2 separate regions of the Homo sapiens genome follow, and region 2 is linked to region 1. A link is a loop called in an ENCODE intact Hi-C map of the cell type or tissue named here. Cell type or tissue: natural killer cell. All regions are shown on one strand. Links, peaks and the distances in the headings refer to the core of each region. The heading gives the core; the rest is flanking DNA. Region 1 overlaps LINC01138 (long intergenic non-protein coding RNA 1138). Region 2 holds the start of MIR6077 (microRNA 6077).

Region 1 (15,329 bases), core at 3,792-11,791:
CAATATGTATTTTTCTAAAGGCATGTGACTGGGGCAGAGTTTTATAGATTTCAAGCACTTTGACATACTTTACTTCACTTATTCATTACAAATGTCCCAGCTAGAGAGGTAGGGCAGCTACTATCATTCCTATTTATAGGTAAATAAATAGGCTTAAAGATTTGCCTCCAACTTAGAGGTATCTACCTCTAAAATCATTCTTGTGATTCCTAGGCTGTCTTCTGTCTTCTATCTGCTGCTGTACACTGCCTGCTGTCTCTCTGCTTCTTATGTGATTGGCATTCAGTAGAACCCAGGTTTCTGAGCACCTCATGTAGCAGAATGAGAGTCTCCTCTGCTGCCATACTCATCAGCTTCCCTTATGTCTCGGTTACTCTTCATTCTACCACCCCAAGGTGGTTCTCTCCAACCCCCCTCCTCTTAGATTGTTCTCACACAGAGGCCATCATTTCATAACATTGTGCTGGGCCGGAAGAACCATAACCAGGTCCCTTCCCATACCAAAGCAGTAACTATTTTGGAAAAGCCTCCTTCATATTGCAGCCATTGGACATGATAATACATGTGATGTGCTGGAATTTGTTAAGAATCATGTGAAAATTAAGCTTCTGCCCCGTCGCACTAAAGTTCCAGCCCTGAGTCCCCATGGTTTTCTCCCTAGGCTAAGATAGAGAGGAAGAACATGAAATATGCAGAAAGCATTCTCTTAAGCAAACGTGTATAATTTGCCTAAATTGTAATTATTTCCTGGAACAGCATGCACCTCTAAACTCTACAGGCACATCATAGATTCCATCGTCCAGCTGTATAATGAAAACAGAGTTCTCAGAGAACACCGGAGACTCCCCCGACTTGCCTGAATCAAGTTTCTAGAGGTAAGCGGTGAAAATCCACAATATGAAGTCACTCTCAGACGGGTCCCTTCTCTTGTCACACTCCACTGTAGAAACAAAAGAGGACGGGGAAGCCAGAGCTGCTCAAAACCTTATAACCCACAATTGTCATAGTTATTCTCAACTTACACAGGGCTGCTTTCTAGACGCACCCCCTCCAGGCCCCCAGACTGCCAGGCTCCAGGAATAAGTAGCTCTGAGAAATATAGTTTTTCGGTGGAAGCCACACTCCACTATTGCAAATTGGAGAAGAGAAGGACAAACTTAAAAGGTGAAAAGATTTAAGAGAACAACATGGTGAAACCCCATCTCTACTAAAAATACAAAAATTAGCTAGGCGTGGTGACATGCACCTGTAGTCCCAGCTACTCAGGAGGCTGAGGCAGGAGAATCATTTCAACCTGGGAGGCGGAGGTTGCAGTGACCCAAGATTGCTCCACTGCACTCTAGCCTGGGTGACAGAGCAAGACTCCCTCTCAAGAAAAAAAGAAGAAAGAAAGAAAGAAGAAAGAAAACAATTGTTTTAGTTGAATACATTTTGTCAAGATTAAATCAACTTTCCCCTAGGGTACTGATAGAATAAGCAATCATAATTTAGATTCTAACTTACTGGTCTTTGAGAAATTGTGAAAACAAAAAAGGTGCCATAAGCCAAAAAAGGAGCAAAAGTCCTAATTTTCAAGCTGATGAAAATAAAGAATGAAAAAATTGAAATCGTCATAGTTCATCTTGGTCCTTGGCAAAATACAAATCTATTGATTGAAAATATAATATCCTAGCTACCTTATTGTGCCTAGCTCTTACCACTGAGGAGAAAAACCAAACGCAAACAAAAGTATGTTCAAATTGGCAAAAATGTTTACAAACCTGCAAAATCTCTTCAGCCTATCCCTCAAACTCCAGACTTGGTATTTACTAAGCTCTGCTGTGTACAATACCCACCTTAATATCCATTCTTGCACAAGTTCTGTTAGGTATAAGCCAAGATCACATGGGATTTTTTTTTTTTTTTTTTTTTTTTTTTTTTACCCTCTCATGCCTATGTCTGCTTTTGCTTCCAAAGACCCTTCTGAGTAAGGACTGTCCTCAGACTACTGGAGTCATTTAGTCACAAGCTTGCCTGAGGCTCAGAGCTGGCAATACCTGGGAGTTTATGTCAATCCCACAGCACCCAGCAACCTTGCCTGCAAATTATTTACCCATGATTGACAGGTGCAGGTGTATGAAAGTCCAGCTCCTTGACTTGAGGGGTGCCTTTGTGGTGAATTAGCTTTGGGAAAAGGGAATCCAGAGGCCAACTTTGTAAAACTCCAGATAGATAAATGGAAAGAAATCTTTGCCTTGGAAGTCCAGTTGAGAAAGATAGTGATTTACTTCAGACTGTGGAAAGAGAGACTAAAATCTTTACTTTCTCATGGGAAAGAAGCCTATGGTGAAAGAGAAACAAAGAGAATGGTGGGAAATAGGGTGGGTCTACTCAGTAGCTTTAAACCATTCTGTCATATTATAAAGCCTGGTGAGGTTTTAACACAAGTGCCTGGACTCTACACCTAGAGATTCTGATTTAAATGCTTCCAGGTGGGTGGAAGCCACTAGTAGTCTTAAAAAGCTCCCAAGTAATTTTCACATGTGGCTAGAGATGAAAAGGACCATCTATCTATTAGAATGTCAAGTCGCCAACATAGAAGTGTCCCAAATGTACCGCTACCTCATAGAAAAGGCTTAACACCACCCATTGATGGAATTTTCCTTCCTCTCGCCATGGTTTTGTTTGCATAGCATGGAAAAAAGAGAAGAGAAAAAGAGGTAGATGGATAGATTGAACCTATAATTTGCCTATGTAGAGCAGTTTCTCAAACTTATCTGACCACAAGATGCAGTGAGAAATATACAATTCTTTGTGATCAGTTTTTAAAAAATCTTTCATTATGTGTAATCCAACCTTCCTAGTATTTAAATAAAGCCTGTAGTAGCAAGCAGTCCACTATATTGATTTCACAACCCATAACTTGTTCAGAATTGCAATTAAAAATTTTTTTTGGCCAGGCTTGGTGGCTTGAGCCTGTAATCCCAGCACTTTGGGAGGATCACCTGAGGTTGGGAGTTTGAGATCAGCCTGACCAACATGGAGGAACCCCATCTCTACTAAAAATACAAAAAAAAAAAAAATTACCTGGGTGTGGTGGTGCCTGCCTGTAATCACAGCTACTTGGGAGGCTGAGGCAGAATTGCTTGAACCCTGGGGGTGGAGGTTGTGGTGAGCCAAGATTGCACCATTGCACTCCAGCCTGGGCAACAAGAGCGAAACTGTTTCAAAAAAAAAAAGCAAAAAGAAAAGAAAAAGAAAGAAAAAAAGAAAAAAATTTTTTTCACTTCTGCTCAACCTTTTTATCAAGCAAAATCTCAAAAGAACATTTACTGTAAAAGAACATTGACAACAAACATCTTTCTGTGAATCCTTATTTCTGTCCCAGCCACCATGACCCAATAATCTCTAGAGCCTGTTAGTGTTCTCCAGATTGAAGCCTTCCCTCTAACTGCTCCTAAATCTGTGATGTAGTGGAAAAAGTTTGAGGCCTTGATTCTCATCCCAGGTTTTTCACCTACAGATCATATGGCCTTAGCCTCTTGACACCATTGTCTCCTTATGGCCAAAGATGGAACTGTACTTGGGTGGTATCTGAGCACCCTGTTGGCTTTGACATTCTAGGGCCCTTCCCTTGGCACCACTCTCTTATTTAAAAGGAATAGGATGTGGACTTAGGAGGGTTATTTCTCTGCAAACTATCCTCTCTTTCTTATGACAGCTATTTCTGAATGTGCACATTTGAGGCTAAGCAAATCCCTTCCTGGGAGGCGTGAAAGACCTTTATTTCTCTGCAGAGGAGTATTATGGAAAGTCAGTTGATGCTGAGGAGGTGGTAGAGACCTAGCTAACTCATCTGCAGCGGCTTTGAGCAAGGCTTTTAGAATCATAAGGTGGCTGGGGTCCTGTGTCCTACACCACAGGCCAGCTAGTTCATTTCAGGAGACTTTCTTTTCTATCTATTATTACTATCTTCTTCTAGACTGTAGTTCACTACCAGAGATTATCCACTTAGCTGCACTCAGTTTGCACCTGGCCTGTATCACCACTTAGCTCTCACTCCAGCCTCAGTTAGGTATCAGCAAGACCTCACCAAAGATTATTGTTTCATTGTATATGTGTGTGTGTTTTTGTTTGTTTCAGGTAACAACTGATGTTGGAACTATGAAAAGCTCTTCTCTACTTTTAACAAAGCTTAGTCACAAACAGTTCCCCAGTTGACGAGAACAACTAAAACAACAGAACAATTGAAAGTCCAAATTTGAAAGCTCCATCTCCGAGAAGCAAATTTTACAGCCACTCCAGATTTGTATTCCAAATGGATAGTTTGATTATAAAAATCACATCCCTTCAGCCTGCAAATGTGATAACTGCCCAAGAGACAGTGATGCCTACATCCATAGATAATCCCCTTTCCCCCAACCTATATATAACTGGAGTCAACAGCAGCTGGAGGAAAATGGCAAGGACTTGTAATCAAGATTAAGTTAGAAAAACACTGCTGTAGACTGTTTATCAGCTCTTCAGCATATGTCCGTTTTCCTTGAAGGATGAGCGTTTAGAAACCTCTGACAATAAAGTTTATTTTACACACATTCTCTTGCCTATCATTTTTTTTGTACAAATCACAATTATAAAACTTTCTTGCTCCAGCTAAAAGCAGGAAACTCAGTCACAAATGTGTTCACTACATGTATACCACAGAATGATAGCAACCAGTCTGATTGCATCACTTGATTCCAAAATTAAATGTTAGCACTCAGTAGTGAAACTACATGTATCTCCAACTCTGGAAGCCACAGGCAAGATACTCCTGTTTCCTGCAGGGAAACAGATCTATAAGCAGGGCAGCAGTCTCACACATGTACACTCCTGTGAAATCCAAGGAAATAATGATAGTGACACAGGGCAGGCAAGCCCCAAAACTGGTTTGTAGCGTGGGAAATTTCTCCCAGACTGTAGTCTCCTTGGCTTTGCCAAGAAAAGAATTCAAGGATAAGCCGCTGGTGAGAGAAAGCAACTTTTATTGAACTGGTGCTACTTCTTGCAGAGCAGGGCTAACCTATAGGCAGTGTGCCCAGAGTTTGTGCCTGTGGGCTACTAGCTAGTTGTATTTAGAGCCACTTTTAATTGCATGCCAATTAAGAGGTAGGTTATTCAGAACTTTCTGGGAAAGGGGCAGGGAGTTTCCAGAACCATATAAAGTAACTTCCAGGCCATTGCCAAGGTGTGTTGCCATGACATTTGTAAACTGGCCATGGTCCCAGTGGTAGTGTCTTTATGCTCATAAGCAGTGAGGGCAACTAGAGGTCACTTTCATCATCATCTGCTGGTTTCAGCAGGCTTCTCCACTGCACCCTGTTTTGACCAGATCCTGCTCTGTTCAATGGGGTTGGGAATGGAAAATAAGTCCTTCTGGTCTCCTACCTCATTTCCCCATCAGAGATTATATACTCCTCCTTAATCTTAAGGGGCTTGCAGAAGGGCGGAGGTTCATCTTCTGTAACTGCTTCCTGCTGATGTTATGGGCATAGACCCTGCCTAGCACTGGAGAGGTAAAATCCCTGGATACCTGTTCTAAAAGGCTCAAAGGTAGGATGTCTTTATCTTCTGGGTCAGAAGAGGGGATGGGTTGAAAGCCTTGTGCCAGCATCATCTTTACATGGAATTATTGTAATCTGGAAGACACAAACTTTACAAGGAGGTTAAACAAGCAAAGAGCAAAGATTAGTAATAAAAAGATATCTATTAAAGGTCCTAGGAAGGGTAAAAACCAAGTGTCTGCTGGTAGAGATTCCTTTACTGAATTCCATCAGCAGGGCAAAGCAGTAAGAGGGAAAACATTATAATTAGGAGTAAGAGAAAAACTTTCATGCTCATCCACAGCATCATGTTATTATTGTTATCTGTGCATTTGCAAAACAATAGCTTTAAGTCTTCCGGGCGTTTGCAAATATAGGTCACAGCATCGTCCTCTGACATCTGTGAGGACTCATAACAATCTTTGAGGGCCGGGGGCGGTGGCTCACGCCTGTAATCCTAATACTTTGGGAGACTGAGGAGGGCGGATCACGAGGTCAGGAGATCGAGACCATCCTGGCTAACATGGTGATATCCCGTCTCTACTGAAAATACAAAAAAAATTAGCCGGGAGTGGTGGCGGGCGCCTGTAGTCCCAGCTACTCGGGAGCCTGAGGCAGGAGAATGGCGTGAACCCGGGAGGCAGAGCTTGCAGTGAGTTGAGATCGCGCCACTGCACTCCAGCCTGGGGACACAGTGAGACTCCATCTGAAAAAAAAAAAAAAAGGATCTTTGAGCCTGGGCATAGTGGCTCATGCCTGTAATCCCAGCACTTTGGGAGGCTGAGGCAGGCATTTCACAAGGTCAGGAGTTCAAGACCAGCCTGGCCAACATGGTGAAACCTCGTCGCTACTAAAAATACAAAAAAAAAAAAAAAAAAAAAATTAGTCAAGCATGGTGGCACGTGCCTGTAATCCCAGCTACTCAGGAGGCTGAGGCAGGAGAATTGCTTGAACCCAGAAGGTGGAGGTTGCAGTGAGCCGAGATCGAGCCATTGCACTCCAGCCTGGGTGACAGAGCAAGATTTCATCTAAAAAAAAAAAAAACAAAATTAACTTTGAAGTTTAACAGCAGTGGGGGTGCTTAATAATGCCTGATAGGGGCCCTTTCCATTTTGGTTGTAATTGATTCTTGGGGGATTCTTCTTTCTAAGTTTTTAGTAAGACTAAGTATCCTGGTTGAATGGGCGAGTCAATCCTTTTCCTTGTGGGAGGAGGTTACGTTTCACTTCCATATGATTGAAGGGCCTTTTGAACCTGGCCTAAGTTGATAACCTATGTATCTCTTCATCAAACAGAACGTCTAAAGTTAAAAAGGGCCTTCCGAGCTGCTCAGGCGACCCAGCCTTCCATCGCTGCTGCTCTAGTGTTCGGTTGGCCTGGGCCACACTCAACTGTAGGGAGCCCAGGCCAAGAGGCAGCCTGGGCCTTCTGCATTGCGAGGCGCCGGGCCTCCCGCATTGCGAGGCGCCGGGCCTCCCGCAGCGCTCCGCTGACGGGCTGCGGGCGGGCAGGCGGGAGGCCTAGTGTGGGTCGCGGTCGTGGCCCCCGCCGCCGGCCCTGGCCGCCGCATCATGAACATAGATGTGGAGTTCCACATCCGGCACAACTATACCTGGAACAAGTTGCCGGCCAATGTGAGACAGTCATTAAGTGGAGATGGCTCATCATGGAGGTCTTCATCCTTGTCTTCACAAGTAGGCTGAAGAGGAGGAAATACAGGATGTATTGGTCTTGCTGTTCAGGGTGGTAGAGGAGGAAGAAAATCCCAGTCGTCTTTGAAATTCACAGAGAATATGAAAAGCAGGTTGTCCTGTACAGTATCTGCAATCAGTTACGATACAGAAATAACTTAAACATGTCAAGAAAGATGAATGCAGATACTGTGAGGAAGTGCTAAAGTACAGCCAAGATCATCTCATGCTGTACCCTTACCATCTATCGGATATTATGGTGAAGGGCTTGAGCATAACACCATTTTCATATTATACTGGGATTATGGAGAATATTATGAACAGTGAGAAAAGTTATGACTCATTGCCCAATTTTACTGCTGCTGACTGTCTAAGGCTTCTCGGCATAGGAAGAAACCAGTATATTGATCTTATGAATCAGTGTAGATCATCAAAAAAATTCTTCAGAAGGAAAACAGCCCATGATCTTCTACCAATAAAGCCAGTGGAAATTGCCATAGAGGCGTAGTGGGTGGTGCAGGCTGGATATATCACATAAGATGACATCAAGATACGCACTTTGCCTGAGAAATGTGCCTGAGAAATCAGCTTCATCGGCAACTGATACTGATACAAATAGTCAAGAAGATCCAGCTGACTCAGCCAGTGTAAGCAGCCTGAGTCTGTCTACAGGACACACGAAACGCATCGCATTCCTGTTTGACTCCAGTCTTACTGCCTTCTTAATGATGGGATATCTTTCACCAGTTCAGAGCACTGGTGAAGGAGAAGCACAGAGGTATTTTGATCATGCATTTACTCTGAGAAACACAATACTGTTTCTGCATCATAACAAAGATCTAGTTGTGCAAACTGCACAGCCAGACCAACCCAATTATGGTTTTCCTCTGGATCTCTTATACTGTGAAAGCCTTCTTGGTCTGGACCCTGGAACTTTCAGCAGAGTTTTAAACAAAAACTACACGCTGCTTGTTTCCATGGCTCCCCTCACCAATGAAATCCGGCCCATCAGCAGCTGCACCCTTCAGCATATTGGACCAGCTATCCCAGAAATCAGCTCTGTCTGGTTTAAACGGTACATTTATCATATCACTGGACAAGGACCACCATCCCTTTTATTGTCCAAAGGTACAAGACCTCAAAAACTGCCAGATATATTTCAGAGTTATGATCGATTGCTAATAACATCTTGGGGTCATGATCCTGGAGTAGTTCCTACCTCAAATGTGCTCACGATGTTGAATGATGCTTTAACACATTCTGCAGTTTTAATTCAGGAGCATGGTCTGCATGGGATAGGAGAAACTGTCCATGTCCCATTTCCATTTGATGAAACAGAACTACAAGGAGAGTTCACTCGTGTCAATATGGGTGTTCATAAAGCATTGCAGATACTAAGGAACAGTGGACTTACAACATCTCTGCGGATATGTCACCATGTTGAATGTTTCCATCCAACTTGCAAATAGAAAACTCAGTGATGCTTCTGATGAGAGAGGAAAACCTGATTTGGCTTCTGGCTCAGATGTAAATGGGAGTACAGAGTCATTTGAAATGGTCATTGAGGAAGCAACTACAGATTCAGCAACAAAGCAAACCTCTGGTGCCACAACAGAAGCAGATTGGGTTCCTCTCGAGCTGTGCTTTGGAATTCCACTGTTCAGTTCCGAATTAAACTGGAAAGTTTGTAGGAAAATTGCGCTAAATAACTTATCAAAAAAAAATCATTCATATTTAAACATCTTCTCAAACGTCAGCCCATTTTCTGGCACAAACAAGGAAGCAGTTCTCAGTGATACTATCTGTCCAAAATCAAGTGCACTCAAACCATCATTTTCTTGTTTGAGTAGCTTGGGCTACCACTCAACCAATAAAACATCATAATGTTCTTAATTTTCTAAACTGACAAGGCTATATAATAAAAGGTACAAAATGTATATAACCACTCATCATAGGTAAGTGGCGGATTTTCTTTCAGTAAAGGATTTAAATACTATTATACTTCAACAGTCAAGCTAGACTTACTTTCTAGGTCTTATATTAATGTTAATTGAGAACTTTCATAATTACTTCCTATATAAAGATGAGAATTATCTGACTTTGAATTTCTATCATATTAGTATATACTTTAAGTCATAATTGTGAGTTTGAAACCTACATCAATAATACTATATAAGTTCTAAATTAATTGTAAAATATTGTCAAAAAAATTAAAATATTTACATATCATTATCCCCACCATATGCATTGGAAAGAGATTATTCTTTATGACATATTCTGGTATATTTCCCGTGAATCTCTATCTCTTGTGAAGTTTCTTCTTATGCAATGCCTGGTCACCAGGGATCTGTGAGGTTCATGATAGAAATACTAATAGCAGTTACTGAAGTCTGAGCTGACTTGTGTGTTGCAGATGCTGTGTGTCAGAGTGAAGTATTCTTATACAGTAAAGTACATTTACTTACTTAAGTCCAACTGTTCCCTAGTTTTCCAAGGTCAAGGAAAAAAATGAGTTATAAAATGGAAATGGAAAAACTCTCTCTGGTTGGCTTTGTGGTTATTGCACCAATATCTATTTCTTAGAAATTTTCCTGCTAGCCAAGTACAGTGGCTCACACCTGTAATCCAGAGCTTTGGGAAGCCAAGGCAGGAGGATCCCTTAATCCTAGGACTTCCAGACAAGCCTGGGCAACACAGGAAGACATCATGTCTACATAAATTAAAACATAGCCAGTGTAGCGGCACACACCTGTAGTCCCAGCTACTTGGGAGGTTGAGGTGGGATGATCATTTGAGCCCAGGAGGTGGAGGCTACAATGAGGCAAGATTGTACTTGATACGGTTTGGCTGTGTCCCTATCCAAATCTCATCTTGAATGTCCATGTGCTGTGGGAGGGACCCTGTGGAAGGTAATTGAATCATGGGGGCAGTTCTTTCCGGTGCTGCTTTCGTGACAGTGAGTAACTCTCAAGAGATCTGATAGTTATTATATGGGGGAGTTTTCCTGCACAAGCCTCTTTGCCTACTGCCACCTACGTAAGACGTGACTTGCTCCTCCTTGCCTTCCGCCATGACTGTGAGTCTTCCCTAGCCAGGAGTTCAATTAAACCTCTGTCTTTTGTAAATTGCCGAGTCTGGGGTGGTCTTTATCAGCAGTGTGAAAACAGACTACTACAGTAAATTGGTACCAGTAGAGTTGGGGCTGCTGAAAAGATACCCAAAAATGTGGAAGCGACTTTGAAACTGGGTAACAGGCAGAGGCTGGAACGGTTTGGAGGGCTCAGAAGAAGACAGAAAAATGTGGGAAAGTTTGGGACTTCCTAGAGACTGGTTGAATGGCTTTGACCAAAAACCTGATAGCAATATGGACAATAAAGTTGAGGCTAAGGTGGTCTTAGATGGAGATGAGAAACTTGTCGGGGACTGGAGCGAAGGTGACTCTTGTTACGTTTTAGCAAAGAGACTGGCAGCATTTTGCCCCTGCCCTAAAGATTTGTGGAACTTTAAACTTCAGAGAGATGATTTAGGGTATCTGGTGGAAGAAATTTCTAAGCAGCAAAGCATTCGAGATGTGACTTGGGTACTGTTAAAGGCATTCAGTTTTATAAGGGAAGCAGAGCATAAAAGTTCAGAAAATTTGCTGCCTGACAATGTGATAGAAAAGAAAAACCCATTTTCTGAGGAGAAATTCAAGCTGGCTGCAGAAATTTGCATAAGTAACTAGAAGCCGCATGTTAATCCCCAAGACAATGGGGAAAATGTCTCCAGGGCATGTCAAAGGTCTTCACAGCAGCCCCTCCCATCACAGGCGCAGAAGCCTAGGAGAAAATGGTTTCATGGTCCAGGCCCAGGGTCTCCATGCTGTGTGCAGCCTAGGGACTCCATGCCCTGCGTCCCAGCCACTCCAGCCCTGACTAAAAGGACCCAAGGTATAGCTTGGGCTGTTGCTTGAGAGGGTGGAAGCTCCAAGCCTTGACAGCTTCCATCTAGTGTTGAGCCTGCAGGGGCACAGAAGTCAAGAACTGAGGTTTGGAAACCTCTGTCTAGATTTTAGAGGATGTATGGAAATGCCTGGATGCCCAGGCAAAAGTATGCTGTAGGGGGCAGGGCCCTCATGGAGAACCTCTGCTAGGGCAGTGCGGAAGGGAAATGTGGGGTCAGAGCCCCCACACAGAGTCCTTACTGGGGCACCACCTAGTGGAGTTGTGAGAAGTGGGCCACTGTCCTCCAGACCCCAGAATGGTAGATCCACTGACAGCTTGCACCATGTGCCTGGAAAAGCTGCAGACACTAAACAGCAGCCTGTGAAAGCAGCCAGGAGGGGGGCTACACCCTGCAAAGTCACAGGGGTGGAGCTGCCCAAGACCATGGGAACCCACCTCTTGCATCAGTGTAACCTGGATGTGAGACATGGAGTCAAAGGAGATCATTTTGGAGCTTTCAGATTTAACTGTCCTGCTGGATTTTGGACTTACAGGGGGCCTATAGCCCCTTTGTTTTGGCCAATGTCTCCCATTTGGAATGACTGTATTTATTCAACGCCTGTACCTGCAATGCATCTAGGAAGTAACTAACTTGCTTTTGATTTTAAAGGCTCACAGGTGGAAGGGACTTTCCATGTCTTGAATGAGACTTTGGACTGGACTTTTGAGTTAATGCTGAAATGAGTTACGACTTTGGGGGACTGTTGGGAAGACATGATTGGTTTTGAAATGTGAGGACATGAGATTTGGGAGGGGCCCAGGGCAGAATGGTTTGGCTGTGTCCCTACCCAAATCTCATCTTGAATTTCCATGTGTTGGGGGAGGGACCCAGTGGGAAGTAATTGAATCATGCGGGCAGGTCTTTCCCATGCTGTTCTTGTGACAGTAAGTCTCAAGAGGGGAGTTTTGCTGCACAAGCTCTCTTTGCCTGCTGCCATCCATGTAAGACGTGACTTGCTCCTCCCTGCCTTCTGCCATGGTTATGAGGCTTCCCCAGCCACATGGAACTGTAAGTCCAATTAAACCTATTTCTTTTGTAAATTGCCCAGTCATGGGTATGTCGTTATCAGCAGCATAAAAACAGACTAAGACAGTACTCCAGCTTGGGCTACAGAAAGAGACCCTATCTCTATAAAAATAAAATAAAAAATGTTCCTGCTATTCAATACTACATCGTATCTTCTTCAGGATAGTTCATTTGGGAATCGCTAAGTTTACCCCTGACTCTAGGGATGGGACATGGAATTTACACCTAAAATAATCAGCGTCTGAAAGGACGTCCCCTCTCTGGATATGGAAAAGGAAGAACTGCAGGAGTTGTATGCAGCTGCCTTGCAATCCCATGGGAAACAATGCTAGCTCACAGGAAGGCAAAAGCTGACTGTTGAAAAGAAACCAAGTCCTTGAAGACATTGTTAGGCCCCAAACCAATCAACCCAGAAACCCATTTACCACTGAATCTAGAGTTAAATAAGCAAGAAAATCCCCTTTTATTTAATCCAGTCTGAGTTGGGTATTCTGTCATTAGCAAATGAAGGCATCCTGACATGTGGGAATGTCAAGACACACAAGCTCTTGTGCAGTTTTCCATGCATGGGGACAGTGCCCTGGCATTCCAGAAATCCTGGCTTACTTATCACCACTCTCTAATCAACTGCAAATAACATTTTAAAACTAAGTGCAAAGAGAATGATCAGGAATATCATAAAATCTGCATTTATTTAAAAAAAAAAAGGAGCTTACAGTGAAGTAGTCTCAAGCAATTGCTTTCTTTTTTTTTTTTCTTTTTTTTCTTTTATTATTATACTTTAAGTTTTAGGGTACATGTGCACATTGTGCAGGTTAGTTACATATGTATACATGTGCCATGCTGGTGCGTTGCACCCACTAACTCGTCATCTAGCATTAGGTATATCTCCCAATGCTCTGCCTCCCCCCTCCCCCCACCCCACAACAGTCCCCAGAGTGTGATGTTCCCCTTCCTGTGTCCATGTGATCTCATTGTTCAATTCCCACCTATGAGTGAGAATATGTGGTGTTTGGTTTTTTGTTCCTGCGATAGTTTACTGAGAATGATGATTTCCAATTTCATCCACGTCCCTACAAAGGACATGAACTCATCATTTTTTATGGCTGCATAGTATTCCACGGGGTATATGTGCCACATTTTCTTAATCCAGTCTATCATTGTTGGACATTTGGGTTGGTTCCAAGTCTTTGCTTATTGTGAATAGTGCCGCAATAAACATACGTGTGCATGTGTCTTTACAGCAGCATGATTTATAGTCCTTTGGGTATATACTTCTCAAAAGAAGACATTTATGCAGCCAAAAAACACATGAAAAAATGCTCATCATCACTGGCCATCAGAGAAATGCAAATCAAAACCACAATGAGATACCATCTCACACCGGTTGGAATGGCAATCATTAATAAGTCAGGAAACAACAGGTTCTGGAGAGGATGTGGAGAAATAGGAACACTTTTACACTGTTGGTGGGACTGTAAACTAGTTCAACCATTGTGGAAGTCAGTGTGGCGATTCCTCGGGGATCTAGAACTAGAAATACCATTTGAGCCAGCCATCCCATTACTGGGTATATACCCAAAGGACTATAAAGCAACTGCTTTCTAAGTGGGATGGCTGAAGCAAGAGACCTTAAATCACTTGACCGTCTTCACAAAACAGAACTGAAGCAGAACCAGAAGTCCCCTGATAGCCTTTCAGGGACACCACCTACAAATACACCGTAATCCCTCATACTCCACACGCCACTTCAGGGAAAGGGACATGAGGCAGGAATACAAATATATACCATCTGTGACACTTCCTAAGCTCCTGGCTTCAGAGTAGCCATCCTGATAATTATTTTTTAAAGTCCACATTATAAATGTGCAAGTTAAGTGAGTTATGGAAATCATTCCAGATACTGGTTCACCAGTAACATCAGTTTAGCCCTAAATATTGTCATAAGTTCTCTGATAGGCTCATGTGATTTAAGCTGGTGCTCTGCCAAGACTAGACTTAGGCGTTTTATCCTTTTTATGACATTATGTATGTTGAAGAGAATATATGAATACATTTTATATATATGAATATATATAAAACCTTCATTATCACATTATTCTCAATCCAGCATTTTCTCAGCCCCTGATTTTCATGTTAGTTCAGCATTCTTACATCTTTACAGATTTTCATCTAAGACTACATTTCTACTGTTTTATATAATCAGCCCCCCTAAGATCAACATGTCCACATTTTTTGGCAAAGACAAAGCCTACTGATTTCAGGATCATTATTTTCCTTTTTCAAAAGCACAAACCCAAACTGAGAAATAAATCAAGAGAAATTCTCCTTTTTTCTATGCTAATTTAGAAGTAGAGTCTTTATTTCTTTTCAAACCCAAAGAGAATCAGACATACAATATGAATTTATCTACTTTCGCTTGCTCAGACTGAGAGGAAAGATTAATATTTTCAGGCTGTTAGTCAAAACTGTTCATTCAAATATTATTTAATAAAATCCAAGAACCAGCTAAAAAGTCGCTTAAGCTAAGAAACCTTCACCAGCCTCATGGGAAATTGTGTACAGTTTTCTACTAGAATAGCCTATAAATGCTTACTGAAAATGTCTAAGTTCATATCTTGGTAACTAACATTTTAATTCAATCTGCAGAATAATATATGCTTCTTTAGTGCTAAGATATGAATATTAGAGGCATTCTTTCTTAAAATTTCTATTTAGTTATACTTTCACAAATAACTATATAATATTAAAATTCTGCATGTGGCATAAAACATATTTTAATGGAGAAGGTAATGTGTAGGGAGTTTATTTCTGTTTGCTATTAGAACTTGTGTTTATTCTTGGTTAAAAAAACTGCACTGATTACAACATAGAAAAAAACAAAAGTATGTTGTATATCTCTTACAGTAGAAGATAAAGAGTAGTTCTAAATTTAGAAAGGAAAAATAAATATACACAGTGAAAATATGTGTCAGTGAGATGTTAATCAAAGATCAACTATTGCTGAGACCAGCAATATTAAATCCCTGCACAATTACTCATATTATAATGAGAATTTTAAAAAGAA
Region 2 (15,329 bases), core at 2,963-10,962, 47 kb before region 1:
CAAACCTACCTGCTGACGTGCAGTTTGTGTTTGTGAGACATTCTCAACAGCATTTGCTTTCCCTAGCATAGTGGTTTTCATGTTTTCCTCACACCTGAATGTCTTAAGTGCAAAACTTGTCAGAAATAATTTCCTTTGCCAAAAGATTCTAAAATACTTTTTTTTTTTGAGATCAGCTCACTGCAACTTCCACTTCCCACGTTCACAGGATTCTCCTGCCTCAGCCTCATGAGTAGCTGGGACTGCAGGCCTGTGCCAACACACCCAGCTAATTTTTGTATTTTTAGTAGAGATGGAATTACATCATGTTGGCCAGGCTGGTCTCAAACTCTGTACCTCAAGTAGTGTGCCCACCTCAGCCTCCCAAAGTGTTGGGATTACAGGCGTGAGCCACCATACCTGGCCTAAAATACTCTTACTTCAAGTAAAAGTGCATTAAAAACAAACTTCTCAGTTGCATCCCTGGAATCTATAGAAAGCCCGGGGAGACAATCAAGTGCTACAGGATCAAGCGCTAAACAGGGGAGGACAAAGTGTGGCTTCCTCACTAGGAGTCAGGGCAAAGTTAACTGCCTTGGTTTCCAATGGAGACCAGAACTCGGTTCCCCTGTGACGGGAGGACGCAGCCCAGAGGAGGCCGACTTTCTCTTCATGGTGCCTTCAGACAGGAAATCTCCTAGGATTTCTTTCTTTCCCTTTGATCTACTCCCAATACTCCCTTTCTGTTTCTTCAAGGTCTTTTTTGGATCCCTACTGCACAGGACCTAAGGGGCTGGTGCCCTTCCCTACCCTCCCTGCCTGGGTGTCTTCAGCACCCAAGCTCACCCAGAATGTTATTGCCTGCCAGAGACAGTGAGAGGACCAAGGAGGGCAGTGGGTGCAGTAGAACCACAGCGTCACCATGTACCTGTGCCTCGTGGGATCTGAGCAAATTGAATAAACGCCCCCTGAAGCTTTTCTGCAGGTCACAGGGAAGGGGAGGGTGGCTGCTGACCCAGCAAGAGAAGCATCAGGAAGCATCGGGGGACCTCACTGTACCCCTATACCTTGAAGACAGGCCTGGCTAGGCTGATTTTAATGGGTAGGCCGAAGGAAAAGTCTCAATGGCAACCCAACCCCCGACCCTGAGATTACAGCTTTCAAATGTCTGATTGTTTTGATGTTGGTCAGTAGAATCCATCCCACCTTTATCAGGAGACTCCTTTGCCAAAATTCTGAGATCTGGGATTCCTGCTGGTTGCCGCACAGAAAGCCAATCACCAAGATGATTATTGCCAAGGAAGGCACTTTAATAGGGTGCTGCAGTGGGGGAGATGAGAACTCAAGTCTCAAATCTATCTCCCTGACCAGCCAAAACCAGAGGTTTAGATGGCAGGAAAGAAATGAACAATGTGTAAGAAAACAGGAACTAGGGAGCAGCAAGGAAGCAATCATGATGAACGAGGGGTCCCAGCATCTCACTGTCTGGATGAATTTCAGTTCTTTGATAGCTTTTTTGACAGTCCTGAAAGTCATTTCCTGAGGAAGGAACTCAGATAAAACAAATATTAAGTTTCAAGCTTTAAGACCAGAAGGGTCCATTTCTAGGTTTATCCAAAAAAGCTACATGTGGGACTGTTGGGTGGTTTTCAGATCAAGAAAGAAAAAGATTGTGCAGACCAAAGTCTGAAGTTAACCAAAGAAAAAACAATTTTCTGACCAATAGGATGTATAGGATCAGAGAATGACAAGCCTATAGAAGAACTGTTTTTTTGTCCTGAGCATAGGGGAAGGATGAAGCTGCACCAGATAAGGTGGAATTAAGCTGCAGATGGGCAAAAATCTGAATTTTGGTTCAGAGCCCTGGGGTCTTCCTCAAAAGTCTCCTTCCTTGAAAGAGGAACCCTGTCTTGGTTTCTGCATCTCTCTGAGTCCTTTTGGAGGTTGAGGATGCTGAGGTCTTGGTGCTTGGCCCCCTCTAACCCTGAGTACTTCCCCTCCTGCAGGGCAACCTGGCCAAGTACCCAGGCCCCAGCTCCAGCGACCATTTCCCCCTACTTTGCTCCTAGCAAAGGCTATTTCTAGGTCAGTGGTGAGGCACAGGCAGGACAGGGCAACTCGTTCTGACATGTTTTGCCCTGGAAGGCCTTGAGCACTGCGGTCCTGCAGAACCACTGTCTCCCTCTTTTGGAGAAAGCAGGGAGGAAATGACCTGTGTGGAGGGAATCGAGGGCTACACCTGCATGGAGGAGCTGAGGCAAGCAGGGCAGTTCCAGTCTGTAAATGTAAAGGACATTTGTCATCCAAGAGGTTGGGCTGTTATTATTAATTTTGAATTTTGTCAAAACAAGCTTCAGGGAAATTAGTCGTCTTACTTGTAAGAACCTTACAAGACCTCCCATCTTATATTCCAGGGAGAATTGCTGCGTATTACATGAACACATAGGTGAGACTGCTGTTCTGACCTGCAGGACTTGATGCCCTGGCGCAGGGGCACCAGGGTACCGGCAAAGCCTTTCCCATACAAAGAGCAAGGATGTTATGTCTACAACCCATCGGCACCAGTTCCAAGTACAATTTCTGCTCGACTCTATGGACTGAGTACACATTCCCCCCAGCACAGAAATCCTACAAACTCCCATGAATGCTATAGTGAAAAGCAGGGGCTGGCTAGGTGTGATGGATCACACCTGTAATCCTAGCAGTTTCTAAACTTGAGTCTAGGAGTTGGAGACCAACCTGGGCAACATGGCAAAACTTCAACTCTTAAAAAAACAACACAAAAAAACAACAAAACAAGCACAGAAATTAGCCGGCTGTGGTGGCTTGTGCCTGTGCTACTCCAAGGGCTGAGGTGGGAGGATTGCTTGAGTCAAAATGCCACCAGATACAGTGAGACCCTGTCTCAGGGAAAAAAACAAACAAACAAACAAAAAGAGGCTGTGTAAGAGGTCAACAGAAAAATACTAAGGTTTTCAAGTGGTGTTAAAAGCCAGTGGGCCTTGGGGACCATTGAGCAATCTACAAAGCAGGGAAGCCTAGATCCCTGAGCTCCACCTGCCAAGTACCACCACAGCTAATGTGAGAGACCTCCCCCACAGAGACTGAAATTTGCCTCCCGAGGAAACAAGTGACTACAGACATCTGTCCCAGGATAATAAAAAAGAAAACAAGGTCTCACAAAAACAAAAACAGCTGACCACACCATACAATCACTGAGACTGAGCCTGTGACTATAGGTGAAGAAAAAAAGGCTGTCTATTATTCATACCATGAAGGACCAGGGGAAAGTGCGAACACAGTCCCCTACTACTGTTGTGGGAATCAGGAGAACAGAGAGACCAATGGGTGGAACAGGAGGACTTTATTGAGTGTACTCAGGCCCAGCATATTAAAATCCAAAGGCTGAGCCCTGAACAAAGACAAGGCTTGGCTTTTACACACACTTCTGAAAGGGGGTTGGCTAGTTTGAATGGTGCAGTGGGAATTTGAAGGTGCAAAACTCACGGTGCAGGCAAGAGGGCTTACAGAAGCAGAACAAAGGCAGCTAATCAAACTGTGACCGGTCTTGCAATGCAAGCATAGCTGGTGACCTTGCAGCTGCACTGACAGGAAATCAGGAACTTAAAACTTGAATAATAAGAAATGGTAAGGGGAAAAGAGAAGGTAGTAAAGGGATTTGTTGTTTTTTCCTCTTATCCTTGCTAGGGGCAGACTGTGTTGAGAGAGTCTCTGGAACTAATTCCTCAGGGCTCTGGCTTTTCAGACAGTGTTATCAAGGATCTGCTAGGGCTCTATCTATTGCTGGCCTTGGAGTCAGTCAAGTACTGTGAAGCTCAGTTATGCAGCTGAGCTTCACACATTAGGGGAGATAACAGAGAACAGCACATCTGGAGTGCAATGGATGAGCCTCAACCTTAGGATGAACCACTATTGGTGACCATAGGATTTCCCCTACCAGGTAAGTGGCAGTCCACATACCTCTGCCCCACCACAGCTCCATACGCCTCACCTTTACACGCATGGTCACTTGCTCTGAGAACCACCCCCACCAATCCCCAACCACCCTGAGCCCTCCTAGCCCTAACACACAGCTGGGACTCTCACGTCCACCCAGCAGTCCTGGACTTGCTCCTACAGCACGGGAAATCCTCCATGGTGAAGAAGCAGCCCTGTGCTACCTCATCTACATAGAAATGCCCTATCGATGATGTCACCGACAATACCTTTCTTAATGTTCTGGAGATTATTAAATTAGATTTGTATAGTTGTGAAAAGTGCTCATATTGCTGATTCCATTGCTTATATGTGATCATATAAATCTTTTCTCTCCTTTCTGTAGTGTGGTTTAAACTTAATCCTTAAAGGACATGTATTTGAATTTTTCAGCTGGTTAGAAACCTGAATATACCAATCAAAGAAAACTGCTCCTTACATGCTACAGATTTGGTTTTCTTCCTGTACTAAGATGTCTTTTAGATATAGTAAATTTGTTAAAGCCAAGACTTCCTATGGAACGAAGTTTGATGGGAGGGGGGACATTGAGTAGTAAGATCACTCTTGTAACAGGGATGCCACTCTTGCAGATATTGACAACTATTGGGCCCATAAAATTTTTACCAAACATTGGAAAGACAAGATATGAACAACTTATCATTGCTGCAGTCTCAAATATCAGGAAATACCATTATTCTCAGGACAATAAATAGACAATAAAAAAAGTCTCACAGAGCAGATTAGCTGTCATGTATTACCAAACAGGGATTGGATCCTTGTCAACACCACCCAACAGAAATTGTCCATACAAATTCACTTCATAACATCAAAACCAAAAGCCCACACTGATGGCAAAAAATAATGACACAATAATGAGAGAGAGAGAGAGAGAGAGACCTGTCCTATAGCCATACTTAGTGTGTAAAAGCCAAAGAGCTCAATTTCTGCTCATGATACTTAATAAAACAGACGGAACATGAGCCAATAATTCAGTGGGTTCAGATCTGCACCAAGTGCCTGTTGGATGCAGGATTCTACTGTCTCCAATAATATGTCTCAGATGGCCTAGTTTTTTTTTGTTGTTTTGTTTTGTTTTGTTTTGAGACAGAGTCTCGCTCTGTCGCTCAGGCTGAGGTGCAATGGCATGATCTCAGCTCACTGCAACCTCTGCCTCCTGGGTTCAAGCGATTTTCCTGCCTCAGCCTCCCCAGTAGTTAGGATTACAGACACACACCACCACATCCAGCTTTTTTTGCTTTTTTTGCTTTTTTTTTTTTTTTTTTTTTTTTTGTATTTTTAGTAGAGACGGAGTTTCGTCATGTTGGTCAGGCTGGTCTCGAACTCCTGACCTCAGTTGATCAGAAGTAGGTGAGGTCAGAAAACATACCCTGGGAAATGCTGGCACAATGCCCAGAACCGCCATCTCTAGGCCTGGGGTTTTCTTTTGTAGTGGAATACTAGTATTCATGCAATGCAGGGACAAGACCAATTAGATACTTCTGGGAGTTAAAAAGAGATGAATTTACAGTGCCATTTGAGAAGGGGTATTAAGGAATTTGCCAGGGTACTGACGCGTGTCAGGTGCAAACTGCAGGTTGAAAGAGAGCTAAGTATTTTCTGTCCATGAAGGTGATAAGGGAGGGCCTGAAGAAAGACGGACCGGGAAGGACACTGGCGCCAGAAGTAGGAAAGGGCTGCTTGGGGGTGGGAAGGATGGGTCGGGGTGCTATCTAAAAAGTTGCCTGGCAATGGATGTAGGATATGGAAGCGAGACATCAAACAAGAAGTTGTCATTTAAATAAAGTCTGAAGAAAGACTAGATATGTAAACAGCAGGAGATAATAGGGAAACTGGACCCCGCTGCTCATAAAACTTCCTGCCTTATATTTCAGGGAGGATCGCAGCGCATTTCAGCCAAGACAAGTAAGACTGCGGTTCTGACCTGCGGGCCTCCACGAATTGCATTAGGGCACCTGGGCTCCGGGAAAGCCATTCCCCTACACAAAGTAAGCGTGTTATGTCTGCAAATGAACGGGGACACTAAGAGCCCCAAAGGCCCTGCTTTCATCCCAAAGAACAGCGCCTGTCTGCGTAGTTTGTACCTGGCTCTATGAGGTGAGAACACATTCCCCGCTAGCACAGAAATCCTACAAACTCCTGAGGGGGCTGCGGTTAGAAGCAGGGGCTGTGTAAAAGGTGACTCTGGGGGCTAGAGAAAACCACGAAGATTTTCACAGAGCGTGAGAACCCAAGACACTGGAGACCATGGACCAATCTCTGCAAAAAGCAGCCCTGCGTAGAAAGGGAAGAGCTGTACGGCCTTCGCGCTAGTTTGTTTGTGTTAAGGCTGACGCTCCCTATTTCTCCTCAGTGGGAGAAGCGACATCTTAATTCCTATTTCCCAGCCTTCCACTGTAAGAATAACACGTCCAAGACACAAATCAATGAAAGAAAAAAGTAGCCCTTAGAGTACAGCGTATTCTTGAAACTACAAAAAATCAGGGGAAAGCGCGAACGCAGTACCACTACCACAAATTATGCAATCGAGTTTCCCACATTTGGGGAAATCGCAGGGGTCAACACATCTGGAGTGCAATGGATAAGCCTCGCCCTGGGAAAACCACCTTCGTGATCATGTTATCTCCCCTGCCAAGTAAATATGAGCTCCTGCACCTCCGCCCCGTACGCCTCACCCTTTACACGCACGGTCGCTTGCCCCGCGCACCCCCCAGCCCTCCTAGCCCTGACACACAGCTGGGACTCTCCGGCCGGACCAGCGGTCCTGAGCCCGCTCCCAAGGCTCGGGAACTCCTTCGAGGCGAAGCAGCAGGTGGGGAAGCAGCAGCTCCTGCGCTGCCTCATCTACATAGAAGTCGCCCTATCCGTGATGTCACCGACAGTGCCTTTCCCAGGCCCCATCTGCCTTTCTGCCAGTCAGCCGACCAACCCGCTGCCTGAACCAGCAAGAGGAAGTGACGTCTGCCTCTCCCTTTTTCCCTCCCGCCCCGGCATCTGTTTTCGCCCAAAGAAGCTGGTCCTTAGCCTATCTTGTGAAGCAAACTTTCGGTGGCCAGATGGAGCCTGGGTACTCTTCTTCACATAATGACTTTTATTTCGCAGACTAGAACGTTTAGGACTACAAAAGAAACCGGTTTTCTTCACATACTTATCCTTGTAATGTAGCATTCCGCTTGAAATTGGAAGCCGTTCAATGTCACAGAGAAACCATATTTATGAAAGTAAAGAGGCTTCTCAGATGACTGCAAACCAGCCTTCCTTACTGATTTTATCACTGGTAATGTTATAAAAACAGTTGTCAAGTTTAATGAATCTTGTAGTTTTTTTTATTTTTATTTTTATTTTTTTCCAAATTCAGTATTGTGGAAAAATATGCTGCCACAGAAGAAATGATTGGACACTCTCAAATGTGGTGTTGCACTTTGTCATCTTTTGCACAGCCATCTCCAGACCTTATTGCTTACCTCGTGTTAGTTTTTTATATTCTGCAAAGACAAAACCAAAATAATCCAAATTTGACAAAAATACCTGGGATACATCTTATTTGTGATGCTTAACAAATGTCTGGATCATCTTTTCTTATATGGGATTATAATGCAGGAAACACTGTGAAGTAAGCAAAGTTGGAATTCCCAAGTCAAAGACCATTTGAATATTTACAAGTAGATTTGAGACAGGAATAATACAGGGTGGTCACAGGATAACAAATTCTAGGCAGCAGATTTACATGACTTGAGGCTATGGGCTGATAAGATGCTGAAAAACCAGGGTGTGGACCAAGCTGGCTAAGACTGACTGGACCCAATGTGGTGCTGGATTTGACGTAGGTTTTACCTAGGCCCTCATTATACGCTTATTAACATACTAAATCACACACCCACCAGTGCCATGACAGTTCTGAGACCAATATTTGATGTAAAAATGGATGGCACCACAGTTCTGAGAAATCTCCACCTTTACCCAGGAATTTTCATCAATATTCCACTCCTTGGTTAAAGAAACCCATTGAGATGAAACCCCAGAACCCATTGTTCTCTCTCAGGTATGCCCAAACTCCCCTTTCTTGAGTGTGTACTTTCTGCTTTGCAATAAATCTCTTCTTTCACTATTTGCTAACTCATCCTTGACCTCATTCTTGAGATGGTGTCAAGAGCCTGGACACCACAGCTGGGGTCGAGATCCTACCAGTGTCCGGGGACCTCCCCCAGCCCACCAGTATCAGATTCTATTCCATTGCTCAAATCACAAAACATCAAATGGAGAATTCTTCTTTGGAGACCACAAAGTAAAGATTCTGTGGCATGGTGGCCAGTTAGGCCACTGGAAGACATGGCAAAATATTGAAAATGAGGGATTAGGTGACAGCGTAGTAACTGCTGAATGTGAAATACTTGATCCAGACCCCATTCCCTGTAGACTGACTGGGAGACACATTGTCCAGGTAGTAGTGGAGAAATACTTTCTGGGTATCTGACCAGCCTTTGTGGAAAGAACTGGCACCATCCTGCAGATGTAACCACCTGATGGGTTCTTCCTGCCCACTGTACACACAAAATCAATTCACGGAGACCATGGCATTGCAGTAAAGAGTTTAACTGACACAGGCTAGCCATGACATGTAGGGGACAGAGTTATTACTCAAATCAATCTCACTGAAGGCTTGGAGGTAAGGGTTTTTTCAAAGACAGTTTGGTGGGGAGGGGGCTAGGGCTTGGGCGGTGCTGATTGTTGGGGATGAAATCACAGGGGTGTGGAAAATGGCCCTCCTGCATTGAGTCAGCTTCTGGGTGGGAGCTAAGGGACTGATTGATTTTCGGGCCAAATGGTGCCATCCAGTAGTCAGAAATGCAAAAGCCTGAAAAGACATCTCAAGAGGCCAATCTTAGGTTCTACAATAGTGATGTTCTTCACAGCAGTAACTGGGGAAGCTGCAAATCTTGTGACCTCTGGAATAATGGCTGGTGATTATTTAATGAGGCATACATCTTAGTAGAATTCAGGTCCCTTTCATCCTCCTAACTTGGTGGCCTTTCATTAGTTTTACAGGGGTAATTTAGCTTTGGGGAAGGTTATCATTTTAACCAAACTTTTTGGCTGTCCCCAGTGTTTTTGGCACCAGGGACTGGCTTCATGGAAGACAGTTTTTCCATGGAAGGGGGTGGTGGATAGTTTCCGGATGAAACCGTTCCACTTCAGGTCATCAGGCATTAGTTAGAGTCTCATAAGGAGTGCACAATCTGGATCCCTCACACGCATAGTTCCCAATAGGGTTCAAGCTAATATGAGCATCTAATGCTGATGCTGATCTGACAAGAGGCAGAGCTCAGGTGGTAATGCTCGAAAGCCTGCAGCTCACCTCCTGCCGTTTGGCTGGGTTCCTAACAGGCCATGGACCAATACCTGTCTTGTGGCCCTGGGGGTTTGGGACCCCTGATTTGAACTATAAACTCAATTTTTCCCAAAAATAGCTTGGGAGAAATTGTGCAGGAATGAGCAAAGACAGCTAGCCTGTGAGGCTAGAACCAAAATGGAGTCAGCCATGTCAGATTTCTCTGATTGTCATAATTTTGCAAAAGTAGTTTCAGAGGGACTACCCTGACACTTGTTAAAAGCATGAGGCGGATTTTATTGTATGTACTACAGTAGGCAAGAGAGACCAGCAGAGAACCGAGCTCAACTCCAAATACAGCAAGAAGGGTTGAAGATTTATAGCCAATCGGCAAGGTAAGAAAGTCAGTGGATGGAAAATTACTAAGAGGAACTTGATTAACTATCAAAGGTGGTTGGGAGGACTCTTGCTAAACTAGGCTCAACAGTATTCTTTTCTAAAACTGGACTTGGCAGGCCAAGAACTAATAGAGAAAAGGGCTCAGAGGAAACTGACTAAGGTTTGGTCAAAGATGGAGTCCTTGTCAACTCTACATTGAAGTTTCTGCAAATAAACGAAGACCAACCAAATGAAAAAAAGTAAAGGCTATTTATTCTGAGCTTGCTATAGCAGGGAGTCAGCCACTGTTACTTGTGTTTTGGCAGAGACTTGAAGGCAGTCAGAGAAGTGGGAAAGCTTTTTACAAAGAAAGGCTTCAGGTATGCTTCAACTGGAGGCTGTCAGCATGATGAAGCTAGATAGATGAAAAAATCAAAATATTTTACCCCAGAATATATTTCTTTGGCATATTTTAAGATGGCCGTCAGAGAGCCAGCAACAGAAGTAACTCTGCAAAACTGTCTTTTATAGGGGAAATTTACACCTACAGAGAATCTGCATTAATCTAGCCTTCCCTTGTCAGGATTGAGAAATAAAAATAAGCCCTAGGCCCTACAGCCAACTGAACAGACTCCCTCTTGGCTGACAGGACCGCAGAGAAACCTTGAAAGCTGTTTCTGGCTGTGGCAGGATAGAAGGCTGGACATGCCCCCTTAAAACCCCTCCCTCACTAACCGCGGTTATGAGGCAGGAGAACAGCAGAGGGAGTTGGAAGTTGGATAAAAGGCAGAATGAGTAAAAGCAGAAACAGAAGTAAGGTGATGGGGTGGGAGAGCAAGAAGCAAGATAAAAGGCATAAACTAAGCAACCAAAACAAAAAGTAAGATTAAAAAAAGCAAGCAAGGCCAGGTGCAGCTGCTCACATCTGTAATGCCAGCAGTTTGGGAGGCCAAGGCAGGTGGATCGCCTGAGGTCAGGAGTTCGAGACCAGCCTGACCAACATAGTGAAACCCCTTCTCTACTAAAAATACAAAAAGAAAAAAATAGCTGGGCATGGTGGTGCACTCCTGTGCTCCCAGCTACTCAGGAGGCTGAGACAGGAGAATTGCTTGAACCCAGGAGGCAGAGGTTGCAGTGAGCCAAGATCATGCCACTGCACTCAAGACTGGGCAACAGAGCAAGACCCTGTCTTAAAAAAAAAAAATAAAACAAGCAAGCAAGGACCCCATGGCCAGCAAGATCCAAACCAATAAAGGGGCAGCTCTTCAGAGATAGGCATGTGCATTAGAGAGAAAAAGTATCCTTAACATGACTTCATATGATAATCAGCTCATTAAAGCTCATGCATATGGACTGCATATCATGCATGTACTTAAAATTATGGGATAGAGGCAACATTCAAGCACACAAGGGCCAAAGTAACTAAGCAACCCACCTATCAATCAAATGGCAAACCCTGGCTAAAGATTAGGCATTCTTGGCCTGGCACGGTGGCTCAGGCCTGTAATCCCAGCACTTTGCAAGGCTGAGGTGGGCAGATCATGAGGTCAGGAGATCGAGACCACCCTGGCTAACACGGTGAAACCCCGTCTCTACTAAAAATACAAAAAAATTAGCCGGGCGTGGTGGCGGGCGCCTGTAGTCCCAGCTGCTGGGGAGGCTGACGCAGGAGAATGGTTTGAACCCGGTAGGCAGAGCTTGCGGTGAGCCAGGATTGTGCCACTGCACTCCAGCCTGGGTGACAGAGCAAGACTCTGTCTCAAAAAAAAAAAAAAAAGATTAGGCATCCTTGTGAAGAAAAAAAACCACACATCAAAAGACCCAATGTACACCAAACTAATACTGATCTCATCTCCCAGAGGTCAGCCCACTCTCCCCACTCCGAGAGTGTTACTGTGCTTAATAAACTTTTGCTTTGCTTTGCTGCTTTGTGTGTGTCATGTACACTTCTTTGGGACACCAACAGTCTGGAACTGCACGGTACCATCTGGTAAGAATTAGGCTTTTTTGGCCGGGTGCGGTGGCTCACGCCTGTAATCCCAGCACTTTGCGAGGCCGAGGCGGGCGGATCACGAGATCAGGAAATCGAGACCATCCTGGCTAACACGGTAAAACCCCATCTCTACTAAAAATACAAAAAATTAGCCCGACGTGGTGGCGGGTGCCTGTAGTCCCAGCTACCCAGGAGGCTGAGGTGGGAGGATTACTTGAGCCTGGGAGGTGAAGGTTGCAGTGACCCAAGCTTGCAACACTGCACTTCAGCCTGGGTGACAGAGGAATGGGCCTTCACTAGACACTGAACCTGCTGGCAACTTGATCTTAGACTGACCATCCTCCATAACTGTGAGCAATAAATTTTTGTTGTTTATAAGTTACTCACTCTGTGGTATTTTGTTATAGCAGCACAACTGGATTAAGACATTAACCTGACCTTAAGAAATCATCTCAAATCAGTCTTGGCTTTGATGAGAAACAAAGGGCACACTCGAATGTGTGATTTAAAGAGAGTTTTTTTTTTTTTTGAGATGGAGTCTCGCTCTGTCCCCCAGGCTGGAGTGCAGTGGCATGATCTCGGCTCACTGCAAGCTCCGACTCCTGGGTTCACGCCATTCTCCTGCCTCAGCCTCCGGAGTAGCTGGGACTACAGGCGCCCGCCACCACACCTGGCTAATTTTTTGTATTTTTAGTAGAGACGGGGTTTCACTGTGTTGGCCAGGATGGTCTCGATCTCTTGACCTCATGATCTGCCTGCCTCGGCCTCCCAAAGTGCTGGGATTGCAGGCATGCGCCACTGCACCCGGCCTACAGAGAGTTTTATGAAGAGAATATTTATAAATATATGGACAGGATCAAAATAACGCAAGAAAGGACTGAGAGGCACTCAGAATCTGGAATCATCAGAGAAGTTGTATTGCCTCTAGGACTGAATTGTTGTATAAGTCTGTTCAGGTTGCCATAACAAAATACCATATACCAAGTGGCCTAAACTATAGAAATGTGTTTCTCACACTTCTAGAAGTTGGGAAGTCCAAGATAAAGGTGCTAGCAAAGCGGATTTCTTTCTAAGATCTCTTCCTACAGCCTGTAAGTGGCTGTAGTTTCACTGTGTGCCCATGTGACCATTTCTTTGTGCACCATGGGGAAGGCGGATGAGCAAGCTTTCTAGTGTCTCTTCTTATAATGGCATTAATCTCAGCATAAGGACCCCACTCTCATAACCTCTTTTAAACCTGATTACCTCTCAGAGGCCCCAGCTGCATAAACCATCACACTGGGGGTTAGGGCTTCAACATTTAAGTGTGGGAGTTGGTGTTCACAATTCAGTCAATTGGAGTGGAAATTGAAATGGGAAAGGAAAACTATAGTTACTAGAGAGAGCTATTGTCTTGGAGAGGATCACTGGACAGGACTATAGTCTTTGGAGAAATAAGTGAGTGACAACTGACAAAGATTCTTTCTGTGAAAATAAGTAATTTAAAATGTAAGTTGTTGGAATTCCAAATTACTTTGAGCCTTTAAAAAATCTGAGTATGGGCCAGGCACCATGGCTCACACCTGTAATCCCAGTACTTTGGGAGGCCCAAGGCAGGCAGATCACGTGAGATCAGGAGTTTGAGACCAGCCTGACTAACATGGAGAAAGCCCATCCCTACTAAAAATACAAAATTAACCGGGTGTGGTGGCGCATGCCTGTAATCCCAGCTACTCGGGAGGCTGAGGCAGGAGAATCACTTGAACCTGGGAGGCAGAAGTTGCAGTGAGCTGAGATCGCACCATTGCACTCCAGCCTGGGCAACAAGAGTAAAACTCTGTCTCAAAAAAAAAAAAAAAAAGAAAAAAGAAAATGTGGGTATGGAGCCTAAGTCACATGAGAGGCACCTGTAAACTAGGCAGTTTTAACCTTTGTTTCTCTGATTATAGATTGGCCTTCTTCCTTACATACATTTTTTTTTTTTTTTTTTGAGATGGAGTCTTGCTCTGTGGGCCAGGCTGGAGTGCAGTGGCATGATCTCGGCTCACTGCAACCTTAGCCTCCTGGGTTCATGCCATTCTCTTGCCTCAGCCTCCCGAGTAGCTGGGACTATAGGCGCACACCACCATGCCCAGGTAATTTTTTGTATTTTAGTAGAGACGGGGTTTCACCATGTTAGCCAGGATGGTCTCCATCTCCTGACCTCATGATCCACCTGCCTCAGCCTCCCAAAGTGCTGGGATTACAGGCATGAGCCACTGCACCCAGCCACACGCATTGTTTTCTAACATGTCATATAAATTATTGAAGGGTGCCAGGGAAGATTGCTTCCCTCTTCACTGCTGACTTTCATTATAGATTAACTTCCTTCTTACCTTGCTCTCATAAAGACTTCATGGCTATTGCATTGTCTTAAGATGCAATGTTAAATACACTCCTTTAAATTGGAAAGGAAATGTGAGCCAGCTATAAAGAAAGAAAACAAGTAGTATGGAAAGAGAAAAAGGTTGGGCACAGTGGGGCTCATGCCTGTAATCCCAGCACTTTGGGAGGCTGAGGTGGGTGGATCACTTGAGGTCAGGAGTTTGAGACCAGCCTGGTTCACATGGTAAAATCCCATCTCTAGTAAAAATACAAAAAATTACCTGGGCATGGTGGTGGGCACCTGTAATCCCAGATATTCAGGAGGCTGAGACAGGAGAATCACTTGAAACCAAGAGGCAGAGGTTGCAGTGAGCCAAGATCATGCCATTGCACTCCAGCCTTAGCAACAGAGTGAGACTCCATCTCAGAACAACAACAACAAAAAAAAAAAAAAACACAAAAAAACAAAAAATTCTGCAACTAATTAATTTGTTGTAACTCTTAAAGCAGCCTTATATAGAAAATGTTGTGATCCTATTAATTTTTTTTTCTTTCTATGTAAGCAAGAACTTCACTTTTGACTTTGCAGCACTGACCCCATTTCTCTGGAGTCTGTGTGCCCTGATTGGCTATTCCCAGATTTTTGTTTGAATAAACTCTTTTTTAATTTTTACCATTAGTTCCCACAAGCAGAATGAATAAACATTTTAACACTGAATTCTGAACCTTTCATTTATTTCAGGTTGACATCTCCTTGGCCAAACTCTAATCAGGCTCTTCTGAGTCCTCTTCTCACTAGGCCTCAACTATTGAGCTTCTGTGTTCCTCTCTGCATTGTTCAATCTCAGCAAGAATCCTTCTCAGTCAATTTAGCCAGAATTCCCCATCTTCAATAGCTGATCACTCATAATATCTAATAGGGCTCCTCATCCTTCACCATCTGCTAGGTGATGTCTGATCACCCTGCGTTCAGCAAGAATGCTATATGTTGGCTTAGCCATGTGGGAAGCCCAAAATATGCCACCCCAAAATACACTCCTTTGGTATAATTTGAGATGGCTATTTAGAGGGGCTGCAGATGTTACTGAGGGGTCTCAGCCCAAAAAGGGACTCTTTCCTGTTTATTATTGCAAAGCCAATGTATGAAACCAAGAGTGAGTGTCAAGCAGTGCAGGCTCTATTCAATGGCATTGGAGAAGTAGGAGCATAGCATGGAATTGGAGAAGTAGTATAGCTTGCAAATCACCTTCTCGGCTACTGAGAACCAGGAAGTTACAAATATAGAGGATCTTT

What was found. Peaks named below come from ENCODE experiments on the same cell type or tissue, not always from the same donor. Only the 100,000 strongest peaks of a DNase experiment are listed, where the experiment ranks them.
Region 2: it touches region 1 in a loop (2.0-fold over the local background); 7 of 110 quality-filtered maps call a loop at or near these places.

Annotation. Positions count from the first base shown.
Region 1 is chr1:148,427,973-148,443,301 of GRCh38, forward strand. It overlaps LINC01138 (long intergenic non-protein coding RNA 1138), which reads right to left. Exons shown (of 3, transcript NR_104014.2): 2 at 7,174-7,382; 3 at 4,987-5,671. LOC124904400 (a long non-coding RNA gene) reads right to left here and starts at 3,200. Exons shown (of 2, transcript XR_007066563.1): 1 at 3,067-3,200; 2 at 702-940. LOC105371224 (a long non-coding RNA gene) reads right to left here. Exons shown (of 2, transcript XR_001737711.2): 2 at 12,465-15,329. It also overlaps the pseudogene PDE4DIPP6 and the pseudogene LOC647481. In natural killer cell, for the core only: no CTCF peak of the experiment used is centred there; no DNase peak of the experiment used is centred there.
Region 2 is chr1:148,382,016-148,397,344 of GRCh38, forward strand. It overlaps MIR6077 (microRNA 6077), which reads left to right and starts at 6,267; the gene lies at 6,267-6,348. It also overlaps the pseudogene RNU1-155P and the pseudogene RNVU1-2. RefSeq lists an enhancer at 5,570-6,409. In natural killer cell, for the core only: no CTCF peak of the experiment used is centred there; DNase peaks (open chromatin) are centred at 5,396 and 6,916; H3K4me3 peaks cover 1,080 bases; H3K27ac peaks cover 1,538 bases.